Regions from separate parts of the Homo sapiens genome. Here region 1 is linked to region 2. The links are chromatin contacts, found by Hi-C in ENCODE. All regions are on one chromosome and are shown on one strand. Each heading gives the region's core, a stretch centred on a gene start or an enhancer-like site at or near the end of the contact. The rest is flanking DNA. Distances are from core to core; before and after follow the strand shown.

Region 1 (6,004 bases), core at 1,437-3,936, 360 kb after region 2:
ATAATTAAAATAGAACCCATTTTGCAAATTCTATAGGAATCCTTTAAGATATTGGTTGGCAATTTATTCAGTTTGTGTACTATTTTGGGGAGACGTGAGCCTTTTATAAAAATGAGCATTTCCATTGAGGAACATGGAGTTATTCATGTCTTTTAAAAAATGTCCTTCAATAAATTTTTGTTGATTTTTCCATATAGAATTTATAATCTTCTATTTCTATGGGAGTTTAAAAATTGTTTAAACTTGTTTTTGTTTTTGGCCAGGCATGGTGGCTCACGCCTGTAATCCCAGCACTTTGGGAAGTCAAAGTGGGTGGATCACTTCAGGTCAGGAGTTCAAAACCAGCCTGGCCAACATGGTGAAACCCTGTGTCTACTAAAAATACAAAAATTAGCTGGGTGTGGTGGCACACACCTGTAGTCCCAGCTGCTTGGGAGGCTGAGGCAGAAGAATTGCTTGAACCTGGGAGGCAGAGGTTGCAGTGAGCTGAGATTGCGCCACTGCACTCTAGCCTGGGTGGCAGGGTGAGACTCCATCTCAAAAAAAAGGAAAAAAAATATTGTTTTTTTCCCATTACAGTTCTAAATGGTGATTGCAGCTGTATCGGAAGTCTATGTCTTTTTTGTACAGTGTGGTAGGAAGGTTAAAGTACTAGGGGAAGAATAGGATGACACTAGAAGTTATTTCCTCACTTGTTTTTATGAAAGCACTGGACCTCATCTTCATCACCAATTTTTTTTTTTTTTTGCAAAATATGGTGAATCATGGATAATGCTTCACGTTATAATTCTTCAAGATCTTTTGTCGTTTTACTATTCATTTATTAATTCATTGATTTGTAACTGAAGACGGAGTGGATACATCTTCCTGGGAGGGATATCAATACATCTCAGGGGTTTTAAAATGTATTAGGAAATATTTCATACATACAAAGAATGTGTAGATTGTCTACATAAGGAATAAAGAATAATATAATGGGCTGGGCACGGTTATGCCTGTAACCCTAGCACTTTGAGAGGCTGAGGTGGGCAGATAACCTGAGGTCAAGAGTTCGAGACCAGCCTCGCCAACATGGTAAAACCCTGTCTCTCCTGAAAATACAAAAAATTAGCTGGGTGTGGTGGCATGTTCCTGTAGTCCCAGCTACTCTGGAGGTTGAGGCAAGAGAGTCACTTGAACCTGGGGGGCAGAGGTTGCAGCGAGCCAAGACTGCACCACTGTACTCCAGCCTGGACGACAGAGTGAGACTCCATCTCAAAAAAAAAAAAAAAAAAAAGAAGAATATAATGAACCCTCATCTACCCACCTCTCAGCAAAATAAATAGAACATCATTAAGTCTTTGAAGAACCTTTGAAGTCTTTCTGATTTCATTCTTTTTCTTCTCTTGCAGAAGTAAGCAATATCTTGAACTGTTTATCATTTTTTTGCATTTCAGGAATATGTATATGTGTGCAGGCAGTTTTTCAAAGTCACACACACATTTCAACACACCTTCCTTTCCATCTCAGGCTGTTCTAGTGAGGATCTTTGCCATAATAAGCCACTGTTACCCTGGCAATGTATGGAATGCCCCAGAGTTTGAGGGTTTGAAAATTGTTAAGCTTTGGCTTCGAATCCCTTTGGAATAAGAAGTACTGAAGTCTGTTTGCAGGCTTTCTATTCTATCTTGTGGTTATGTTTATTTCTCCATTAGAGCCCACCTTGATGGTTGTGGTTTGGGGTTAGCTTTGTTTTAATATCTATCTAGTAGTGCACCGTGACCTCTCCCACACACAATGTTTAAACTACTATCACCTCTTCATTTTCCAAGAAAAACTTCGTATTCATACTATCAAGCCTCTCAAAAAGTCATCTGAGGGTTTTGATTCAAAGTATGTTACATTTATATGTTAATTTGGAAGAGTTTTTATATTTGTGATACTGAATCTTCCTAATCAAGAACTCAGTATTTGTTAAAATTTTATTTCCCTCAGTCGAGTTCATAGCTTTCTCAGTAGGTCCTGCTTGCTCCTAGTAAGTTTGTCTGTATGTCTATATTAACTTTTAATAGTATGATTTAAAAAGTCTTCTTTTACATTTTGTTTTCTACAAAGGAAATCTATTGATTTCTCTATCATTGCTTTTGAAGCCAGTCAGAAGGTGTCCATTTGAAAATATTCAGATAGACCTACCTAGTTCATAGAACAGGTGAGTATCAAATGAGAATAAGCAAAAGCTCTTTTAAACTGCAAAGTAATATATGAATGTGACCTACCCTTGTATTGTAGTTTTAAATTGGTGCCCAAGTCCTTACCCAGTTGTATTTGCCACAGCTATGCCATGCCATGCTCTGGCAATAAATTAACCTTGTAAGAAGCAGAAGTTTATTTCTTGCACCTGTAAGGCCCAGCAAGAGTGGTCAATAGTTCTTCTCCACGTGGTGACTCAAGGATCCAGGAGACGTCCATTTTGCCCCAGGTCACTGTAACACAGAAAGAGAGGGATGGAGGACACACACTGCCTCCTACTGCTTGTCCTGGAAGTAAAACCCATCTTTGGTGCTCACAGTCCATTGGTCAGAATTAGTCACATGACCTGGCCTCATAACAAGGGAGGCTGGGAAATCTGGAGTGCTCACAGAGAGGGTAGGTGAGTACTGCTTCCACCACACCAGCACAGTCATAAAGGCTGATGTGTGTGGTCTGGCACTTTCACCGAGAAGTTTCAGCCACAGAGGATGGGCCTTGCAGCTGCTGACAATGTGTGGGAAAGTGTGCTGAACCCAAACAAGCTCTTGGGTTCATGGCCGATTTCCTGGATTTCTCATTCACACCTTTTGTTCTTTCTGACTGGGCTTCTCTGTGTAAACATCCTCACTCACTCAATTCTTTGGCTTAGTCGTCACTTCTAATTCCTCATGGGGCCCTGGGTGACTTCTGAGGGAGCATCTTACCAGGCTTTCCTTGGGCCCAGTGGGGAGTCTGCTGGAAGAGAGCACCTCCAGCTCCTGGGGAGAGCAGAGGAACCCAGTGTCAGGACTCAGTCTTTTGGCTGCAAGCAACAGAAACCCACTCAAATTGACTTCTGTCTTCTCTCACACCCCATATCCAATTGCCAGGAAACCCTGTTGATCTTTCTGGAACTGCCGCTTCTCATCAGGTTTGCTGCCCTCACCTTTGTCTAAGCACCATCAATTCACATCTGAATGATGTGCGCTCTCAGGCAGCCTCCCTGTTTCTCCCCGTATTCCAGCCTCGAGAAAGCGGCCAGTGATGGTTTCATAGTGGAAGTCAGGTAGTGCATTCTTCTGCCCACGCCCTCCAGTGGCTGTCCTGGCCTGAGCCCCCCATACTTCCCCCGCCTTTTTTCCCATGGCTCTGGCCTTCACTCAGTCTCTGTTCCAGCCCCAGTCTCGTTGCTGTTCCTCAAACCTTCTGGGAGGGGCGTGGGAAAAAGGTGATTTCTGCTGGCCAGTGTGTACAGGCCCAGGACCACTGCAGCTCCCCATGGACCCCACGCCAGGGCCTGTCCCCACCACAGGGGACACGCAGCAGGCTGGAAACACTCCCCTCCCTTTGACACCTGGGGGAAATCGGAACAGATTGTAAACTCCATTGATTCCTAAGAAGGGAGGGGACGAAGGGATTTTTTTACTCCTATGACTGTTTGTAAGCAGATATCCCATTACATGACTAGAGTAAGGCCTCAGCACATTTTGAAAACTATAAGAAGCATATGTTGCTATAGATTCAACCATATTCACTGATCATGTAGTGGGCCCAAATGTTGTGCCTGAGGTTCTCATGTTCCCAAATCCTCCTCACAGCTCTGTGAACCGGGCCTGGTGGAAGTCTTCCTTGAACCTCAGAGGAGCGGTGGGGCCTGCCATAGCCATTTGGCTGGCAGAAGGGGGGAAGCCATGCTGTGAGCCAAGGTCTCTCATTTATTATTCCATGTGATGGGCGCTGAGCTGGAGCTGGGGACGCCTACCCCTGAAGAAGACAAGATTCCCCAAGCCTGGAACCCATGAGAGCAGCAGATCTAGTGTGGGGCCCCAGGATCACCTGCATGAAGATCACCTGGTATGTTTATGAAAATGTTCATTCCTGGGCCCCAGATTGGAATCTTGGTCGTGGAACCAGGTGACCTGCTGTTTATCATGCTGCAGGTGATTTTGTGCACACTGGCATTTGAGAACTTTTGGGACTCTTGTGGGAGAGACTGGCTGGTTGACAAAGGATTACAATAGGAAGTGATAAATCCAATGTGGATGAGGTTCCAACCTGCTCTGGGAGAAGACATGAAGGAGTGGGGTGACTCAGGCTGATGTCACAGAAGTCGATGTTGGAGTTGGGCCTCAGAGGATGAATAAGGGTTCATGGGCTAGAGGACTAGAAGAAGAGTGTTCCAAAAGGGAGGGACGTAGTGGTGAAAAGTACAATGGTAGGAAACAGCATTACCTGGTGTGGGATAGAAAGTGGCTTGGTGTGGTTGAGGCAGGAGGTGAAGGGCATGGATGTTTAGAGGATGGTGCAGGCTGGCCAGGGGAAGTCAAGCCAAATAGGCAGAGGCCAGACTATGCATGTCCAAACAGTGTACCATCGGGTGGTACAGGCTCTCAAGCTGTCCTGGGGCTCTGGAGGCAGAGAGGAGGTTGGATGGGACGGAAAGAACCCACCAGAGCGGAGCCAAGAGCAAAGGCCATCATCACGCTAAGGGCAAGGCCAAGTGCAGGCCTGATGGGAGGTTCTCTGCGTGGAAAGATGCGGCAGGGCTCAAGGGAAATAGGGAGACAGAAGCCAGGGGCCTCAGAGAGGACAAGCTATGAGGAGTCAACATCTCTGGCTGAGGCAACTGAAAGTGGTGATGCTGTTATCCTGGCCAGAGACAGCGCAGGGGAACTTGGGAGAGAGGTCAGCTAAAGATAATCAGAGAATCCTACTTTGGGAGGGAGTCCCAGGAGGAAGCTGGGCATGCCGATAGGGAATAAAGAAGCAGCCAGGAGGTCTTTATTGAGCAGCTGTTTGTGCCCAGGCTGCGGCTCGCCGGCTATGGGCACTCTTGAAATCTTGGGAGCCCAGCTGTGTGGGAGGGAAGAGGGGGACTCATGGTTGTGATGAGCTAACCTCATCACAGGAATCCCTCTGCCATCTTTAATGGAGATAAAATGTCAATGTGAAGGGCCCTCCGTGCCTTCCCAGTGCTAAGGCTCACACAGACCATGGAGCCCAGCGACCTGGAGCAGCTGTCGTAGGTGCACCCTTTGCACACCTCCATGTCAGGAGAAGTTCTCTTCGCGCTGCTGCTCTTCTGGAGTGGAGTCTGCGGACCTTGAAGTGGACCAGGCAGCCACAGAAAGGGAGTCGGGCTACGGAAATGTCTGCTCACTCCCATTTATCTTGCAAGTGCTGGGAAGGCTCTGGCCGGCCCTCAGTTCTTGGCGACAGGGTGAATGAGGAAGGGGAGGGCCGGCACCTTCTGGGCAGCAGATAAGTAAGGTGCTAGAGCCATGGCCCTGCCAGGGTGAGCGGCCACCCAGCTTCATCCCCAGAGCTTGTTGGTGACTGGGGCTTTCAGAGCTGAGCTGGCAAGAGTTCTGGGGAGCCCTGTGGAGGCCCCCACTCAATCTCCTCACCAGAGATGTAGCGGAGATCCCCGCCTTCTCTGGAGGTGGGTGAAGGTCCCTTCATTCAAAAGTGACCTTCCTAGGCCAGGCAGTGTCTGAGGGCCTCATAACGCTGGCCACTCCACCATATGCCTTCCACACTGGGTGCTCACCCTGTCCATATGCTACCAATGCTCACCCTGTCCATGCGCTACCAATGCTCACCCTGTCCATGCGCTACCAATGCTCACCCTGTCCATGCGCTACCAATGCTCACCCTGTCCATGCGCTACCAATGCTCACCCTGTCCATGCGCTACCAATGCTCACCCTGTCCATGCGCTACCAATGCTCACCCTGTCCATGCGCTACCAATGCTCACCCTGTCCATGCGCTACCAATGCTCACCCTGTCCATGCG
Region 2 (6,723 bases), core at 3,655-6,154:
CACCATGTTGGCCAAGACTGGTCTTGAGCTCCTGACCTGCTGGTCCACCCACCTCGGCCTTCCAAAGTGCTGGGATTACAGGCGTAAGCCACCGCACCTGGCTGCCCCCATCTATTCTTATCTGGACTACACTTGCTCCCCTATAAATTAGAGGTATGCATTCTCTAAAGTTCTCAAGTGGACTGGAATAGCTGTACGGAACTATGAATGTCCCATGTGCCACAAATGACGTGCTACCAACATGGACACGTGGTCTGCAGTCAGGCTGACCAGTCAGAGTGAGGTGGGCTGGGCCACCAGACTGACCCCAGTGATTCCAAATAAGAGTCCTACAGCATGTGGCTGTGGCAACAGAAGAGCTATGGTAGGAGGATCCCCGACCTTCTCACAGTCCTTCAAGGTGGCCTGGAACGTGGATCCCTGACCTTCTCACAGTCCTTCAAGGTGACCTGGAACGCGGTTATGGCTTAATGTTTTGCAGCCCAGAGCTCCTTGGTGGTCTGTCTGGTCCCACCATCTCACAGTGTGCCCCTGGCAGGCCACAGCTTTTTCCAAGAAGGGGTGGACACATTCCAGTGGGTGGCCTTCCCAAGCTTTGTGAGTATCATCCAAGAAAGGATGGCCACTGCTTGGCAGACCAAACCCGACAGCAGGGGGCCTCCAGCCCTCCCCTCCTCTCGTTCACTCTTCCTAAAACAAGTCCTCCAGCCACTCACTTCAGACAAGCTGCAAAGATTCTTTTCAGAGCCTGACGCTCATGCTGTTCTTGAAGTGCCCTCTCCGCTATCCTGTCTACCTATGAAGTTCAGCCTGATTCCAATTCCACTGGCCTTCCACGATCCAGTCCTGATCACAGAGGCAGCTGATCCGAACTTACATAAATTCACGAAGAGTGTAAAGGCCTTCCTCAGACACCTGAAGTTCATGCTTTGAAATGATATGCTCATAGAAACACTTCCAAAAAACCCATGCTCTAAAGACTCTTGGAAATGTAAATACAATGAAGAAGCATAAACAGAAAACAATTAATACTTAAGTCTATGGCCTTTGAAGATCCAAAAGGCGCAGCTGGCCCAGCTTTTCAGGATAAGACACCAAGAAAGGAATGCGGCAGGCCCATGCCTCTATCTGCTGTCAAAAGGAAAAGGAGCAAAAATGGAACAGGTGCTTTACTCTCCATGGCCCCTAAACAGCTACGGAATGATCTATTCTAATAATTCGTCTCCTTTAAACAGACAGCAAACATCTCTGGAGACAAACAGCACAGATTCCATGCAACATGGAATAGAACGTGTGTGCCCCCAGCCCAGGCACTCAACACTCTCTACTGAGCCCTTTAGGAGATGTTCAATACAGTGGGACTTACCAGCAATTAACATGATACTCAACATCCGGAACGAAGTTTTGTTGAACGTGGCCACATCCATTCGCTCGTATGCCATCCGTAGCTGTAGCTGCTTTCACACTGAAAGGGCAGCTTTGAGCAGCTGCAACAAAGGCTATGTGGCCCCCAAAGCCTAAACTATTTATTTTCTGGTCCTTAAGAGAAGAAGTTTGCCCGACTCTTGCTCATTTTTAGATACAAGGACACTTCGAAATGCCCCTCCTCCATGGCCACCAAAAATCATCTACTTATAGCCTCCCTTCCCACACCTTATAGCCGAGCCTGTCGTAGCAAATACACACACACACAACTCCACATCTCCACTCACAGAGCTTCTACCACAGTACCACAGTCAAGAGGGACTAACACAACATCATCAGCCACCTGAACTGAGAACCAAAGTCAAAGCTAGTCTGCAATGCAAACTTGGTTAGCCCAAATTCCTGTTGCTTTCTTTTCTTTACGCTTTCAGGACCACCTTGCAAACAAAGGGTCCACCTCCAAGTCACCCCACTGTCTCTTCCCTCCGGCCTTCAGTACGTACAGAGGGGGAAGTGTCCAATGTCCAGCTCACACGAACGGGATGAACAAGGCAGACTAAACAACAGAAGTGTCTGCTCCGGCAGGAATTTAAAAGCTGAAGTCTTAGAGGTACAACCGCCACTGGCACACACTGAACTCAGCCTGTTGGCCAGGTTCCTTTATCTAAAGCACAGCACCCTCACATGGTGCTAAAGGGAAGGACAGTCTTGCCGAGAAGCTGGCTGAGATGCCATCTATGACAGGGCCCAGCCCTCATTCTGCAAGGATTTTAAATCAATGTTATCCAGCTTTCCACCTCGGCGCCTTCACAGATAGCTCCTTGCTGGAAACTTTACACCAAGAAGTATAAACTCTGACCTCTACAGAAACTCACTAAACCGCAGCAAATGGGATTCAGATGTTTCCATGTACAGTACAATGATGTGACTTAGACTTTAAACACTTTGGCAAAAACAGGAAAAATGATGTGGCCCTTCCAGTCCCTCCCAGAACATGATACAGCCTTGACCCGAGCCCTACAGTGATCTGAGCCTTTCTCACTCCTACTTAAGCCTCCTTGCCTACAACCCACATTCCCCGCCCCAGGTCCACATTCCCCGCCCCAGGTCCACATTCCCCGCCCCAGGTCCACATTCCCCGCCCCAGGTCCACATTCCCCGCCCCAGGTCCACATTCCCCGCCCCAGGTCCACATTAGCTCCTTCCTACCAGGCCCCCTCCAAGGGTCTATATCACTTTCCTTGTTTCACCAAAGTTGCCTATTTTTCCCAGCTGAGCAAAAGTCTATCATACCCTAATCAGAACTCAGAAAATTCCTGAAAGGAGAGCCAGACTGATCTAGGAAACTACACACAGAGATACCCGCAGGACTGGGAAGAAAGAGAGGTCTCACATAAGACCTTGCACCCCCAGCCTTCTAGCTTCGTAGATTCTCGAGGACTCGCCACAGACTCTGTGAGTAAGGGCTGGAGAATTCTAGATGGTGGCACAAGAAAAGGTGGAGGTGTGGGGAGCAGTTTCTTGTGCCTGGGAAGGACAGACACAAACTAATATCAGAAACTGCCTCCCCAGAGGCCAGTCATGACAGAAGACAGAGAACCCCTGCGGTTCATGCTCTGGGTCCATACCAAGCTTCGCTGGGGGCAGCCCATCTGCCGGCCATGTGTGCGGCTTTCGGGGCACGATGGAGAAGCTGAGTGCTCGTCTGGGCGCCAGTGTAGCCACATGATCAAGTGTGCGCGCAGGCAGGGCAAGTGCACACAAGAACCCCCCCTCCCCCTGGGAGCACCTGTTCCGGGTGCCTCAAATGCAACAGGCCAGGAACTTCGGGGCAGGGAAGTTACTGCCACAGCAAGGGAGCTCCTGGGGGCAGGAATAGGGTTTATCACCAATGTAAACACCCCTCAGGCCTGGTTGGGGGTGGGCACCAGATAAATGCCTACTAATAGTATAAGGAAGCAAAGACAAACACCCTTTCTCTCCTGTTTCTTACGTTTCAGCTAGGAAGAGTGGGGTGAGCCGTGGCCTGTCTGGGTACCTCTCCAAACTTCCTGTTCCAGGTACAGAGAGAAGACTCAAAAGGAAGGGAGGTGAATGCCCACTCCCCCACCTCCAAGTCCAAGAACATAACACCTACACGTACACAGGTACTCCCGTGACATACACTTTGACACGGCGGTGCAGATGCAGTGTTCTCTACATTGGGGCCAAGGCGCCTCTGTCCAGGGCCCTGACAGTTTCATCCCTGCCAGATCTGCGCTCCCTAGAGCGGGCGGCGTATACCCCACGCAACCCCAGCTCCGCGCGGGTTCCACGGGCTGCAGAGGCGCTGGACTGGGATGCTGCCCCTCCCACCCCCTTTGCCTATAGAGGGTACCGAAGGCCGGGGTGGGGGATGGGGAGAGGTGGAAAGGCAGGGGGTTCCCTCCGGTTCCCCTGGAGGCTGGACTTCCAGCAGAGGCGCCCCACCCCCACCCTCCACGGCGACCACTCTGCGTCGCAACAGACCGGACGGGCCGACCCGGAGGTGGCGCGGGCAGTACCAGGCCGCCGGCGGCGCCGCAGGCGCTGAGCGAGACGAGGGAGCCGGGGTGGCCGAGCACACGGCCCGAGTAGAAGCACAGCTCGGCGGGGCGGCCGCGGCGCCGGGCCGCGCCCGCCTCCTCCACCTCGAAGCCTCGGGACAGGAAGCGCAGGTCGCGGCGCAGCTGAAGGTACAGGTCGCGCCCGAAGGCCGGCAGGTGCAGCAGCAGGGCGCGCTCTCCGGGCCGGGCGCGCGGGGCGGCTGGGGGCGTGCGGGGGCGTCGCCGCCGTCGGGGCCCGGGGGCTGCGGGCAGCGGCGGCAGGTGCACGTCGTCGGGGCGCACCCGCCACGGGAGCACCACCTCCACGTCGGCCGCCGCGTCGCCGACAGCTGCGGGGAGAGAGGAGACGCGTCAGCGCGGCGGGGCCCGCCCGGACGCCCGCCCTCCCGCTGGCCGCCAGCCGCGCCAGCGCGGGGACAGCGCGACCCGGAGCCGGCGCTGCCTTCCCTTCCCTCGCCCGGCACCTCCACGCTGGCCCGCGCCACCCGGGGAGGGTCTCCGGCGCAGCCGCGCGAGCACCTCCCGGAACGGCGCCGCGCATCGGCGAGCGGAGACCCGGCGGCGGCGCGCCTGCCACGGAGCCACCCGATTCCCGTACTCCGGCCGCGGCCCGCGCCTCCTCCGCTCGGGCGCCGTCAGCGGTCCCGCCGCCGCCCCCGGGCCGCCAGGACGCCGCGAGAACGCAGAGGGAAGGTAGCCGCAGGACGCGGGGTGAAGAGGGCTGTGGGAGGGGGCGCTACCTGTGCCCGGGTCCAGTCCCCAAACCAGCAGCAGCAGCACGGGCAGGACGAGCGGAGGCAGCAGGGCGCCGTCACACATGGTACCCGGGACCGGCAGCCCCCCCGGACCGTGGCGGCGAAGCAGGAGCGCGCTAGGCGGCGGCGCCAGCCGGAGTGAAGCCCTCCAGCCTTTGGAAAAAGTAATTAGCGCTGCGGACAAACCCAACGTGGTAAACCCCAAGCCCCGCCTTCCCCTCGGAAGGCGGGAGGGGATTGGGCCCTCGCTTTCCTCCGCCCCGCCTCCTCCTTCCCTACTGGTTGGGATGGGTCGAAACCACAGTGCGTAGTTAGGTTGTCAGCGCTTTCTTACACGTGGTTTCTGGGCAGTGGCGGGGACACGGCACCAGGTGGCGCGCGGGAGCCGACCGGAGCCGTGGGACCCTGGAAGAGCTGGAGGATGCGGGGCTGGTCTTCAGAGCTTGTCCTCATTTTGGAACTCTCTCAGCCTGCTGCCCAGTTTCCCGGGAAGGTAGGGCGGAAATCGCCCCGGCCAAGCGGTTTCATCCAAAACTGCATATAATCTTTACATCTGAAGTTAGGTTTTAGTTGTTTGTGGCCGCAAAGACTCCCAGTCCACTTTCCCGCACACCTGAGTTAGCACCTGAAGGCTATATCCGCGGCGTTTATCCAAACTCTTCACACCTCCTGTCTTCTTTAATCCCACAGGAGCCAGTGCAACACGCATGCTCACACCCTCTTACAGACTGAAAAACTGAGGAAGAGAGAGAGCTTAAGGAAAAACGCTGAAGTTACCCAGAGAGTTCCTGTTGGAGCAGAGGCTAGAATTTGTGATCCTGATTTCTGGCTTGGTGCTTCTTATTAACAGCAGGATCCCCCCGCCCCGAGGGAAGCAGGACTCAGTGTTACAGGTTAGGAAACGGAGGCACAAAGTCCCAAAGCCTAGCCTTGAACGTGAGTCTCCCAGAAACAGAATGAGTTGATCCTTTCCTGCCACAATATAACTGAGGTCTGCAGGGAAGGTGACTCCATTAGCTTGCTGAATAGCATCTTGTAGAGGCTCATGCCTGTAATCCCAGCACTTTGGGAGGCCAAGGCGGGCGGGTCACGAAGTCAGGGGTTCCAGACTAGCCTGGCCAATATGGTGAAACCCTGTCTCTACTAAAAATACAAAAATTAGCCAGGCGTGATGGCGCACACCTGTAGTCCCAGCTACTCGGGAGGCTAAGGCAGAAGAATCGCTTGAACCCGGGGGGTGGAGGTTGCAGTGAGCCGAGATTGTGCCACTGCACTCCAGCCTGGGCAACAGAGCAAGACTCCATCTCAAAAAAACAAAACAAAACCAAACAAAACAAAAAAAACAATTAAGTGTAACCATAACCAATCTCAGGTTTCCCGTCCCTTCCCTGTCCTGCTCTTTTCCATTTTATCATAGCAGAAAGGTTATAGTTCCCCGCTGGATGCTGCTTGAAGCCTCGGAATCTAAATTCATCACAGGATTACATATCATCTGAAGGAATCTATAACACTGGCCACCTTCCCCGAAATATAATGAACCCCAAGGCTGAACAGTGACCCTCCACAGAGGCTTGCCACAAAAGGGGCTGCCCTCACTGCTTGGCACCTACAGTTCTGGGGGCATCTGCACAGGTCCTGCTCTTGGCCAGGCCTGGGGCTGTGTTTCTCCCCCTTGCCTCTGTCCAGGTCAACAACCTCAGATGACTGACAGCTCAGTAGCATTTTCTGGCAGCACAAGAAACCTTGGTGATTGAGGTGATGGACACCTCATTTACCCTGATGGGATTATTACTCATTGTATGGCCATATCAAAAAATTTCATGTATATACATTTTGTAAACATATACACCTACTACGTACTCACAAAATATTAATTTTTTTAAAGATATCACAGTAAGTTTCTTAGTGAATCTTTTTGTCAAAAAGAGCCATTTCTAAGGCCTGCCACTGAAAACCAT

Evidence for each region. Hi-C counts contacts between places; a loop is a spot of excess contacts on that map. Pooled maps may share reads with other maps.
Region 1: a loop to region 2 is called in a pooled map, with 2.8 times the contacts of the local background. The contact joins the enhancer-like site here to the promoter of ADAMTS17 in region 2. A Hi-C loop is called at or near these places in 1 of 37 single-sample maps with no recorded cell type and 6 of 50 pooled maps.

What each region holds. Positions count from the first base shown.
Region 1 is chr15:100,700,570-100,706,573 of GRCh38, forward strand. No RefSeq gene overlaps it. Among named protein-coding and RNA genes, the nearest start is that of ASB7, 100 kb to the left of the region's middle. RefSeq lists enhancers at 2,389-2,488, 2,549-2,598, 2,869-3,138. Within about 2 kb of position 2,687, at least 5 of the 41 ENCODE cell types and tissues checked have a DNase peak (open chromatin) inside an H3K27ac peak, as active enhancers do.
Region 2 is chr15:100,337,071-100,343,793 of GRCh38, forward strand. ADAMTS17 (ADAM metallopeptidase with thrombospondin type 1 motif 17) reads right to left here and starts at 4,905. Exons shown (of 22, transcript NM_139057.4): 1 at 4,751-4,905; 2 at 3,969-4,339. The coding sequence starts at 4,829. RefSeq lists an enhancer at 3,239-3,757.